2 separate regions of the Homo sapiens genome follow, and region 1 is linked to region 2. The links are chromatin loops, found by intact Hi-C in ENCODE. Cell type or tissue: CD4-positive, alpha-beta T cell. All regions are shown on one strand. Links, peaks and the distances in the headings refer to the core of each region. The heading gives the core; the rest is flanking DNA.

Region 1 (5,316 bases), core at 317-5,316, 390 kb before region 2:
ACTTCAGACAGTAGGGCTGGGGTGTACAGGTCTTGTCCTCAGGGAGAGCTGGGAAGGAGCTGGGCTGATGGGCCTCTCCATCCTCTGCAGACAGAGCTGCTGCCTCGGTGTGGGGAAGTAGAGTCTGTGGGAAAGGTGGTACAGGAAGACGGTCGTATGCTGCTCATAGCAGTGCTGGAGGTGAGACGGAGCAAAGGGGGGTTTGATGGGGGTGAGGGCCCCTCACTGCTGAGGCAGCTGGCCTTCTGGGAGGCTTGAGCCTTTGGTCCCCTAAGCTCTCAGATTCTGTTTCTTCTTCAATTAAATGCCTGAAAGTTGTTAGGATTGCTGTGGGGATCAGCTGGCTCTCAAAAAGCAGCGCTCACTGTGATGTGCAGTTTGGCTTAGGAACTGTCCAGAGGGCAGTTAGGCATTCTTGCTGCAGAAGCGGCGGAAGGGGCAACACCCTGGTGTGCTGAGAACCCCTCTCCCTCAGGCCATTGGGGGCCAGGCCTCCCGCAGCCTCATGGACTGCTTTGCCGATATCCTGTTCGCCCTGAACAAGCACTGCTTCAGCCTCCTGAGCATGTGGATCAAGGAGGCCCTGCAGCCACCTGGTTTCCCCTCTGCCCGCCTCAGCCCTGAACAGAAGGATACCTTCAGCCAGCAGATCCTTCGGTGAGCAGAGCTGGGGTGGGCCTGGGGTCAGGCAGAGAGGGGGCAGTGGTGGTGGCTGGTGCTAACCTGCTCTCCCTTTTCTCCTTCAGCGAGCGAGTGAACAAGAGGCGGGTGAAGGAGATGGTGAAGGAGTTCACACTGCTGTGCCGGGGTCTCCATGGCACAGATTACACAGCTGACTACTGAGGGGTGCCCCCATCCCATCCACCCCTTCTCTTCATCCTTCCCTATTCCCAAAGAGTAAACCTGGACCCTCACTGCTGTCTCTGCCTCCTTTCTGCTGTCACCACCACCTAACTGAAAGCCTGGGTCCAGAAGGCCTGGGGGAAGGATGGGAGGATGCTTGGACCCAGGCCTTGGGAGGGAATGGTGGGAACATCCTCTAGCTCCCAGGTTGGAAGAGATACTACTGTAGCCAAGCCACCTAGGCTGGAGCCCTTCAGAATACTGTCATTGTCCTTGGGGCGGGGTGGTTGCAGTAGTGTCATCAACCCCCCCATCCCCATTAAATTAATCCCAACATGCATGTATGCATACATTTATTTAATCAACACCGCCGAATATTAGGCCCCTAGCTCTGTCCTGCGTCGTTCTGCCCTGAACAAAGGTTGATCTAGTCCATAGCTACCATGGAGAATGGTAGGAAGTGAGGGAAGGCTGCATGGAGAAAGTTTTTGACAGGAATAGTAGGCTTTCTAGGTAGAGGACTTGAGACTTTGGGCTGCAAGTGGGGTAGGGCTGGGTCCGTTTAGGAAGGAAGAAATGGAGTGGAGTTTTGACTTCCGGGAGGGGTTTCTGGTGTGGAGTTATACAACATCGAACTTGCATATGGTTGAGGAGGGCTATAGAAAGGGGCTGAGTGTGTGTGTATTGGGGGGTGGGTGGGTGGCAGGGAGGTGAAGGAGAGAAGATATCTCAGCCGCAGAGGAGAAAAGAGGAAAGTAGGACCTAAGGTTGTCCATATGTCCGCTGCTCCCCGCTTACACAGGACCTCCAGCACAGGATGGTCAGGGATCAATCAGCACCAGGGACAGCTCCTGACCTATTCTTGCTTTTCTCCCTTAGCAGTGTTGCCTCCCTTTCTGTCTCCTCAGCTATAGTTTCACCTAGGCTGCCTCTCAGGTACCCCAGGCTTCTCCTCAGTAAGATCTGAAGAGCAGAATGAGTTCTCCCCACTTTTACCCTTGAGCTTTCAATCTCCTTGTGGGTGATGGGGAACTCGTTACTCCCACATTCATCCCACTCCTTCCCTGTTCAATAGATCCGGGTTTGATGCTGGTTGTGCCACAGAATTAGTGTCTTATTACACAAGTAGTCTCTTTGAACCTCAGTTTCCGTATCTGACAGAGGTATGTAAGGAGGGCATTTCAAGTGATGTTGCATGTGGGGGTGTTTGCATATAAGTAAACATGGGGAGTAGAGGGGATGTGAGGGGCTGGAGGGTAGAGGTCTATGTGGTATGCACTGGGGGTATTGCTGGGAAGCAGCAGTGTTTGAGGATGGCTGGAGCTGTGCAGAGCATCTCCTGTGACTTGAGGATGTGCCAGTCATGTCCTTGGTACCACTCGGGATAATTCTTACTCCAAAGACTGTAAACACTAAAAATGAAGTGCCTAATGTACAGTAAGTGCTCAGTATTTGGCTGATTAAATAGCAAATGCTTTCACTGCATGCGATATCCAAAGAACTACTTTGTAAAGTTTTGTATATAAATTAATTAGACCCTCACAACAATCTTATTAAGAGGTACTATTGTCACAACTCCCCATTCTTCAGATAAGGAAATGGGCATAGGGACATTCCTAAGATACTCAGTAGCAAGTGACCAAGCACAATATTCAAACCCGAGCCGGTCGGCACCAAGTTTAAAATTATGCAGTGTAGCCGGGCACGGTGGCTCACGTCTGTACTCTCAGCATTTTGGGAGGCCGAGATGAGTGGATTGCTTGAGTTCAGGAGTTTGTGACCAGTCTGAGCAACATGGCAAAAACCTGTCTCTACAAAAAATACAAAAATTAGCTGGATGTGGTGGTGCGCCTGTAGCCCCAACTACTCAAGAGGCAGAGGTGGGAGGATGGCTTCAGTCCAGGAGGTGAAGGTTGTGGAGATCGCGCCACTGCACTCCAGTCCAAGCAACATAGCGAGACCTTGTCAAAAAAAAAAAAAAATGAATGAATGAAAGAATTATGCAGTGATACTGCCCAGAGGATAGAGTGCACGTGAAATGCTTAACAGTGAAGTCGGTGTTCCTGATGGCCGCGGGTCGGCTGAACCGGACTCCCAGCGCCCGAGAGGAGGCCAGGGGAACTACAATGCCCACAAGGCTCCGCGCCTTCCTCGATGTACTTCCGGCTGGCCTGGGACTCAGGCTGAACATTGGTTCTCTGTGCGGGGCGGTGGCGGGGATTGGAGGGCGGGAGCTGTGCTGACTTAGGATTGGCAAAATCGCTATCAGCCACGCCTCTAAAACCCGGAAGTAACCTCCCCGGTAGTCCCACGTGTAGCGGAGAAACAGTAGTTAGGATGGCTGAAGGGGATACTCACCGGCTGAAGGCCGACTGTGATTCCCCCTACCCCCACAAGGCGATTTTGACCCCCTGAGGGCTGCTCTAGAGGACTCAGGCCCCGAAGCTGTCCCAGGGAGGTCCCCGCTGCATCCCACCACCCAAGCTGTGCCTCATGGAGTCGATGTTTAGCAGCCCTGCCGAGGCGGCGCTGCAGCGAGAGACCGGGGTGCCAGGACTGCTTACTCCTCTTCCGGACCTGGACGGAGTGTACGAGCTGGAGCGAGTCGCTGGATTTGTCCGCGACCTGGGGTGTGAACGAGTGAGGACAGACTTAGGGAAGGGTGGCTCGCCTCTGTCGGGATGGGTCGCCCAGAGGATCCGGATCTTGGGGGATTTTGTGAGGGCGAGAGGGTGGGGGAATCAGTCTGTCCGCAGCGCGTTGACCATCCCTCCCTTCCACCTACTACGTGGGGCAGAGTGCCCCTCTGGGACCAGGGGCTTTGAAGGTTGAGTGGGAGCTCCTGGAAGATTGCTTTAAAGAAGCCCTCAGTGGGAGAGAGGCTGTCCCTGACTCCATGGTTTATGCTTATAGGTTGCCTTGCAGTTCCCTGACCAGCTATTGGGAGATGCTGTGGCTGTGGCTGCACGACTGGAGGAGACGACAGGGTCAAAGATGTTCATTCTGGGTGACACAGCCTACGGCAGGTGTGAACTTGGCCTTAGGTGGGCCAGGCCTGGGGATCCGGGGCTCATGGGGTTTTACGTCTATGACAGTGATTGCCTTCAATGGTGGTGTTTCTCCTTGATGATAATGGTAATGACTCCCCTTCTGATGCTAGCTCCTTTCATTGACAATGTCTTCCTTTAATGAAACCATTTTATTCACTGACCACATTTCCCAGTGATGACAGCAACTCGCCTCCAGAAGAGAACCCATTTCTCTGATGCTATCTTCCCTGCAGCTGCTGCGTGGATGTGCTGGGTGCTGAGCAAGCTGGAGCTCAGGCTCTCATACATTTTGGCCCTGCCTGCTTAAGCCCTCCAGCCCGCCCACTGCCCGTTGCCTTCGTGCTTCGTCAACGTTCTGTGGCCTTGGAGCTCTGTGTCAAGGCCTTTGAGGCCCAGAACCCAGACCCCAAAGCGCCTGTGGTGCTGCTGAGTGAGCCGGCCTGTGCCCATGCCCTGGGTAAGGGGTTTTGCCTGTGTATGCACAAAGGGTGAGCCAACTGCTTTATGCCTTAATTTCCCCATTTCCATATACCATCCATAGAACTCTTGATATGGGCTTGGCCCCAGCCTACTGGGTCATATTTAGTCTCCTGGGGATGAGGGAGCTCCTGCTTTGCCAGGCTCCAACCTCAACACTACCTCCTTCTCTTCCAGAGGCTTTGGCTACTCTCCTGCGCCCACGGTACCTGGACCTGCTAGTCTCCAGCCCAGCTTTTCCCCAACCAGTGGGTTCCCTGAGTCCAGAGCCTATGCCCCTAGAGCGTTTTGGGCGCCGCTTCCCCCTTGCCCCAGGGAGGCGTCTAGAAGAGTATGGTGCCTTCTATGTAGGGGGCTCTAAGGCCAGCCCTGACCCAGACCTTGACCCAGACCTGAGTCGGCTGCTCTTGGGGTGGGCACCAGGTCAACCCTTCTCCTCCTGCTGTCCAGATACAGGGAAGACTCAGGATGAGGGTGCCCGGGCTGGACGGCTAAGGGCACGAAGACGATATCTGGTAGAGAGGGCCAGAGATGCCCGCGTGGTAGGGCTGCTGGCAGGCACACTGGGTGTAGCCCAACACCGTGAGGCACTGGCCCACTTGCGGAACCTGACTCAGGCTGCTGGCAAGCGTAGCTATGTGTTGGCCCTGGGGCGGCCCACCCCTGCCAAGCTTGCCAACTTCCCTGAGGTGGATGTCTTTGTGCTATTAGCCTGTCCTCTGGGTGCTCTAGCCCCCCAGCTTTCTGGTAGCTTCTTCCAGCCTATACTGGCACCATGTGAGCTGGAAGCTGCCTGCAACCCTGCCTGGCCACCTCCAGGCCTGGCTCCCCACCTCACACATTATGCGGACTTATTGCCTGGTGAGTAGTGGGGGCATTGCCTAAGCTGGAAACCTGGGGCACGGAGTCAGGGGGTGAGTATGGATTTTCTTTCCTCCTCCCTTTC
Region 2 (5,370 bases), core at 325-5,324:
CTAAGGAGGCTCACCTCCTAGAAACACTAAACATTTACCGAGAAAGATAGCTATGAAGTGGTGCCTCTGGGTAGTTTCAGAATCCTAGTCTAGTCAAGGAGGAAGACACTGGTAAGGCTGACAATATTCAGAACTAAGGAACTAAGGCTGGGCCAGGACTGGGGTAGGGGTTGGTTGCCACAAATCCACAAGCCATACTGAAAATGGCCACATAGACTAGGAAACACTTTCAGGATAGTTCCAAGCCTGCTTCAAGCTCTAAGAAAGTCAAGGTAACTAAATCCCAAGTCAAAACATCAATAGATACCTATCATCCTTTTCAACTAATTCATATCCTCCAAAGGACCAGAAGTTGCAGAGATGCCCCTGTTAGTGATGTCTTTTGCATAAAGAAACACCTAGGGTTGGAACTAATATATTCCTGTCTACCATTCCACACATTTAAGACTTTCTTCTACTCAGATCCCCTGGGAAAAGGCCACTCACCAATTTACCCCACCACAAAGAAAACACTTTTTAAAATGAAAGGGAATAAAAGCACTTTTATTTGGAAATTTCAAGTTGGAAGAAAAGCTCTTAGCCAAGCTCTATGACCTAGCTAGCTGATTATTTACAGGATCTTTGGGCAGGAATTGTTAATGAGCTTTTAATTTGGAGTGCTTAAGTTGCCAAAGTGCTCTGAGCTCCAGTGAAGCACCACAGAATCTATAAAGGAAACCTTATCAATCACTTCCCGGCAGCTCCCTTCCCCCAACCCCCACCTCCTGAGGAAAAGGCAGCCAAGTGGGTTTCTAACCAGGATCACAGACACACATTAGTGGAGTCACACTCCAAGTCCCTGTTTATAAATTGGCTTTTAAATGGTAGGAGATTCAGGTATAATAAACTAAGCTCCAAGCAAGAACCCACTAAAACAAGGCATGCTGTATATGATAAAGTCAGAATAAAGCAGAATTTGATGAAGCCAATTTCTGGAAGAAACTCTACAATCAAAACTCATTTAGCCACTCACAACCTACTATAGTTTGAATAGCGTACACTCTTTTAGCCAATAGGATTCATGTTTTGCTGCCCTTCCGCTGGGAGACTGATTAAATGTCTGACAAGAGTAAATGCCATTGAAGTGGCCAGAGACCTCTCGCAGACACAACGATGGGCACTATTTGTTGCAAAATCCAGCTCTAAGGACAAAATCCAAACCCCCATTGAGGGGCCCCACATCCAGCATCTTCCAAGTCAACAAGGAGCAGTTATATTTTGCAAGAACTCGCAGTCAAGCCTCAATCCAAGTTCATGCTTTTTTTAAGAAAACACCTGTTGCTGGACCATTTGCAAGACAGGCAAACAGAAAGCTAGCCAGGTTAGGCCCTTATTCACTCCTTCCACCATCACTACTACCACCGCTTCAGATTTACAAAGAGGTAAACTGCTAACCTGGTGTGTGGGCATGTGTTGGCGAGAGGGTCAAGGGAATGTTCTACCCACAATCTCCATGCTCCATTTCTAGCCTCTCTAGTCAAACCTTTTTCTTCTCTAGTAATCCCAGTAAGTCAACCCCCTTAATAAACTCACCCATCCTGTCTTGCAAAGCTCTGCCCCGCTCCCCCTCCGCCAGAACATTACTCAGTAGATTAAGTAAGCATCCAGGGTAAGCACATGGGCCAGCACCCCAGGTTGCATAAATTCTGCGCACCGCGACCCTCACCCCGCATGCATTAACCAGGGCCCAATCTTGGCGGGGCCATTCAGCATCACCCACCCCGGGGTGTTGCCCCCAACTCGGGCCCATCCAAGTCCAGGGGAGAGTAAGGGGAGGGGCGGGGGGCCAGGAGACCAGCCCTCCTTCCCAGGGCCGCCCCCGCCCCCCGTCAGCAGCGGGAGAGGCTGTCGCCATGGCAACGCCCCCTCCTCGGGGCCAGCGCGGCAGGCTCCCTCCAGGTGCAGGCCCCGACGTCTCCCTCGGCCTCAGCAAGCGCTCAGGGCAGTTGGCGGCGGCGGGCGCGGCCCGCGCCGACTGCGGCGCCGGCCAGGCAGAGGCAGGGCCAGCTCCGCCCGCTCCCCACCGCCCGTTCCCGGCCGCCTGAACAGCGGCAGCCAGCACCACGAGTCCACAACACACCGACTCACCTCCGCGCACTCTGACCCCGACCGACGCGGCGGACGGGCGGGCGCTGTGGCCAACCGCTGAGCCCGCTGCCGACCCCTTTGACCAATGGGCTGCAGTCAGGCGGGGCTTCTTCTCCCCAAACGCTCGCTCTCCCGCCGACATGCGCGCTAAGGTATGTCAAGATGGTGACTCCCGGCCGCCGGCCTTATGGGACTTGTAGTTTTGACGTTGCACAAACTCAGAAGAGAAGACGGGGACGGGGACATCACTTCTGATCTGTGAAAGGAATTTTTTTAAAATGAAACTTTCTATGGCCTACAGCGATCTAACCAGGATCACAGACACACATTAGTGGAGCCCCCCATCTCCGTTTTCCCGCCCTCCAATATACCCGTAAGGTGAATGTGGGCTCACAACGTGACAGAATTCTATTTACATGACTCCTCATGATTCGTTCATTCAACAAGTAATTATTGTCATCTACTTTCGGATGTGGGCCTGGGGGAGACCTGAGACAAGGAGGGATTAAGCTAAGAGGAAAATGCTTAGATTTGTGAAGGGCCGTCCTAAGGAAGAGGGAACTGGCTTGTTCAGGTCCACTCAGAGGAAACTTCTGTTTAAAAGGTTTCTGGCCTCAGCTGTGAGGAGCTTCCCCAGTCAGTCTCTCCAGTAAGCTGGAGAGACCTGTGTTTCTTCATCCTGGTTATGCCTTTCTGGGTAGTCATGGGTCCCAGGTTATGAGCTGGGAATGATGGCTTTGACAGCTTCCCAATCGGTCAGGACCCCATCCTCTGGGCCCAGCTTCAGTTACCAAGCCCCTCTGTGTGCTGTCTGCATACTTACACTTAGGATGATGTCATTTCTGGGCCCTACCACCTCTGAGAGCGGACCTTACCATAACGGTTTCCACCTGAGCTGAGAGTGCCTGGTAATCCCCATATCAGGGAATGCCTTCCTTAATCCCACCCACGTCATAGGTTAGGTGATTCTGCTGTGGACCTATAGCATTTATCATATTGTCTTATAATTGTCTGTTTCCTTGTTGTCGCTCCCACAGGGTTTTAAGTCCTTTAGGAAAAGCATTTTTTCCATATTGTTCATGTTGTATCAGTAATACACCGCATAGGGCAGGTATAAAGAAGGCCCGCAATAAATGTCTGCGAACAAATGAGGGAATATCCAGCAGCAGGGACAGACTTATCCCGAGGTCAGTAAAGTGGAGGCACTATCCCCCAACTCTTGGAGCTGGAACAGATTCTCCTATTATTACCTACACATTAACCCCAGTTGGTCAGTCAGTCCATCTGTATTTATAGTGCCTCTCTTAAGTGTCAGGCACTGTTTCTGTTGCTGAGGATTCATTGATGAATAACGACACACCTCTATTCTCAAGGAGCTTTTAAATTGGAGAGGGAAGCTGGGTGTCGTGGCTCACGTCTGTAATTCTAACACTTTGGGAGTCTGAGGCAGGAGGATCCTTTGAGACCAGGAGTTCAAGACCAGCTTGGGCAACATAATGAGATTCTCATCTCTACAAACAAGTTAAAAATTAGGCAGGCATGGTGGCACGTGCTTGTAGTCCCAGGTACTCAGGAGGCTGAGGTGGGAGGATCACTGGAGCCTGGGAGGACAAAGCTGCAGTGAGCCATAATAAATAAATTGGGGAGGGGCTGTAGGAGGAAGAATAGATAATAAAACAAGTAAATATAAAAATAAGACAAGAGGCAGTGAGATAGCTTTGTTATATACTGAGTTATGGCCTGAGAGTAGGGCACAGCCAATCTTCTTGGCTGTAAGAATGAAGTAAATCTATAGTATCTGGATTCAAGGCTTTATGTAATGCCCAGCCCCAACATCCTCTGTGGAGCCTTCCATGGTCCCCTTGACTTCCCCAGAATGTGTTCTTTCCTCCTTGGTGCACTAGGGCTCAACTGTACAGCTTCCAGGACTTCACCACACTGTAAGTTCTTTTTGTACAAAGACCAGGCAAATTGATTCAAATAATAGAACAGTTTAACAGCTCAGTATACACTTGGTATCTTACACTGCCGCCTAACACAGCACTTGGCTTTCTCAAGCCATGGCTCTGTTGTGTGCTATCTGGTTCCCTAGAAAACAGAGCCTGGGCCGGGCACAGTGGCTCATGCCTGTAATCCCAACACTTTGGCAGGCCAAGGTGGAAGGATTGCTTGAGCCCGGGGGTTCATGACCAGACTGGTCAACATAGCAAGATTCCATCTCTATAAAAGAAAAAAAAGGAAACGGAGCCTGAGGCAAAACTTATGTGCTCAAATTTAATTGGGGAGTTCAATCCCAAGGCATCAAGAGTGAGGGGAGCCGGGTATGGTGACGCATGTAGTAGTCGCAGCTACTCAGGAGGCAGAAGACTGAGGCAGGAGGATCGCTTGAAGTCAGGAGTTCAAGGCTAGCCTGGGCAACATGGCAAGACTCCGTGACTTAAATAAACAAATAAATAAAAGAGTGGGGGAAGGGGGGAAGTGAAGCAGGGAAGGAGGGAAAGAACGTACAAGATAGTGTCTTACTGAGAAGTTGGCCAGTGCCTCAAAGAAAATACAACTAGTTGCTCTGTCGTACAAGGTGTGTAGAACCATCCTGTGTGACAGGGAGAAGGAAGGGTTATGTTACCCCACCACTGCCGTAGCCACAGGGGGTGCCAGATTCCACACCTGGAAGCACAGTCATTCATTTGAGACTAGAAATGGTGAGAGGAATCAAAGCCTCTGGTTGGGTCAGATTAGGTCCACTGCAGTCCCGCCACAGTGGGCACATTGGAGGCTGTGTCAAAACCTAGCCATCATCCCAAGGGAAACAAAGACAACCAGAGGTGTTAGTAAATGAGGTGGGAGTGGCAGTTGAGCTGTGCAATAAATAAGTGGCCAATGGCCAGAGTCGGGGATGCAGATGAGGCAAGGGCAAGTGAATTTGGGGAGGCAGATGAACTGAGTTCAATACACAGACACACAGACACCCTAGCTGCTGGATTGAGCGACTGAGCTAAAGTGAACACTGAGAGCAAGAACAAAAGAGAGGACCAAGTTAAGCCTTTTTTTTTTTTTTTCTTTTTGAGATGGAGTTTCACTCTTGTTGCCCAGGCTGGAGTGCAATGGCGCAATTTCAACTCACCGCAACCTCCGCCTCCTGGGTTCAAGCAATTCTCCTGCTTCAGCCTCCCGAGTAGCTGGGATTACAGGCATGCACCACCAGGCCTGGCTAATTTTTGTATTTTTAGTAGAGACAGGGTT

What was found. A loop is a pair of places that touch in the nucleus more often than their neighbours do. Peaks named below come from ENCODE experiments on the same cell type or tissue, not always from the same donor. Only the 100,000 strongest peaks of a DNase experiment are listed, where the experiment ranks them.
Region 1: it touches region 2 in a loop (3-fold over the local background); 3 of 110 quality-filtered maps call a loop at or near these places.

Annotation. Positions count from the first base shown.
Region 1 is chr1:43,966,840-43,972,155 of GRCh38, forward strand. IPO13 (importin 13) reads left to right here. Exons shown (of 20, transcript NM_014652.4): 18 at 91-180; 19 at 476-657; 20 at 747-1,183. The coding sequence ends at 843. DPH2 (diphthamide biosynthesis 2) reads left to right here and starts at 3,171. Exons shown (of 6, transcript NM_001384.5): 1 at 3,171-3,483; 2 at 3,757-3,869; 3 at 4,127-4,350; 4 at 4,548-5,231. The coding sequence starts at 3,337. RefSeq lists enhancers at 3,202-3,481, 3,967-4,513, 4,514-5,058, 4,844-5,316. In CD4-positive, alpha-beta T cell, for the core only: no CTCF peak of the experiment used is centred there; DNase peaks (open chromatin) are centred at 1,692 and 3,062; H3K4me3 peaks cover 1,597 bases; H3K27ac peaks cover 621 bases.
Region 2 is chr1:44,353,133-44,358,502 of GRCh38, forward strand. ERI3 (ERI1 exoribonuclease family member 3) reads right to left here and starts at 2,125. Exons shown (of 9, transcript NM_024066.3): 1 at 1,760-2,125. The coding sequence starts at 1,894. RefSeq lists a silencer at 1,860-2,089 and enhancers at 1,959-2,459, 2,360-2,409. In CD4-positive, alpha-beta T cell, for the core only: no CTCF peak of the experiment used is centred there; a DNase peak (open chromatin) is centred at 2,229; H3K4me3 peaks cover 1,279 bases.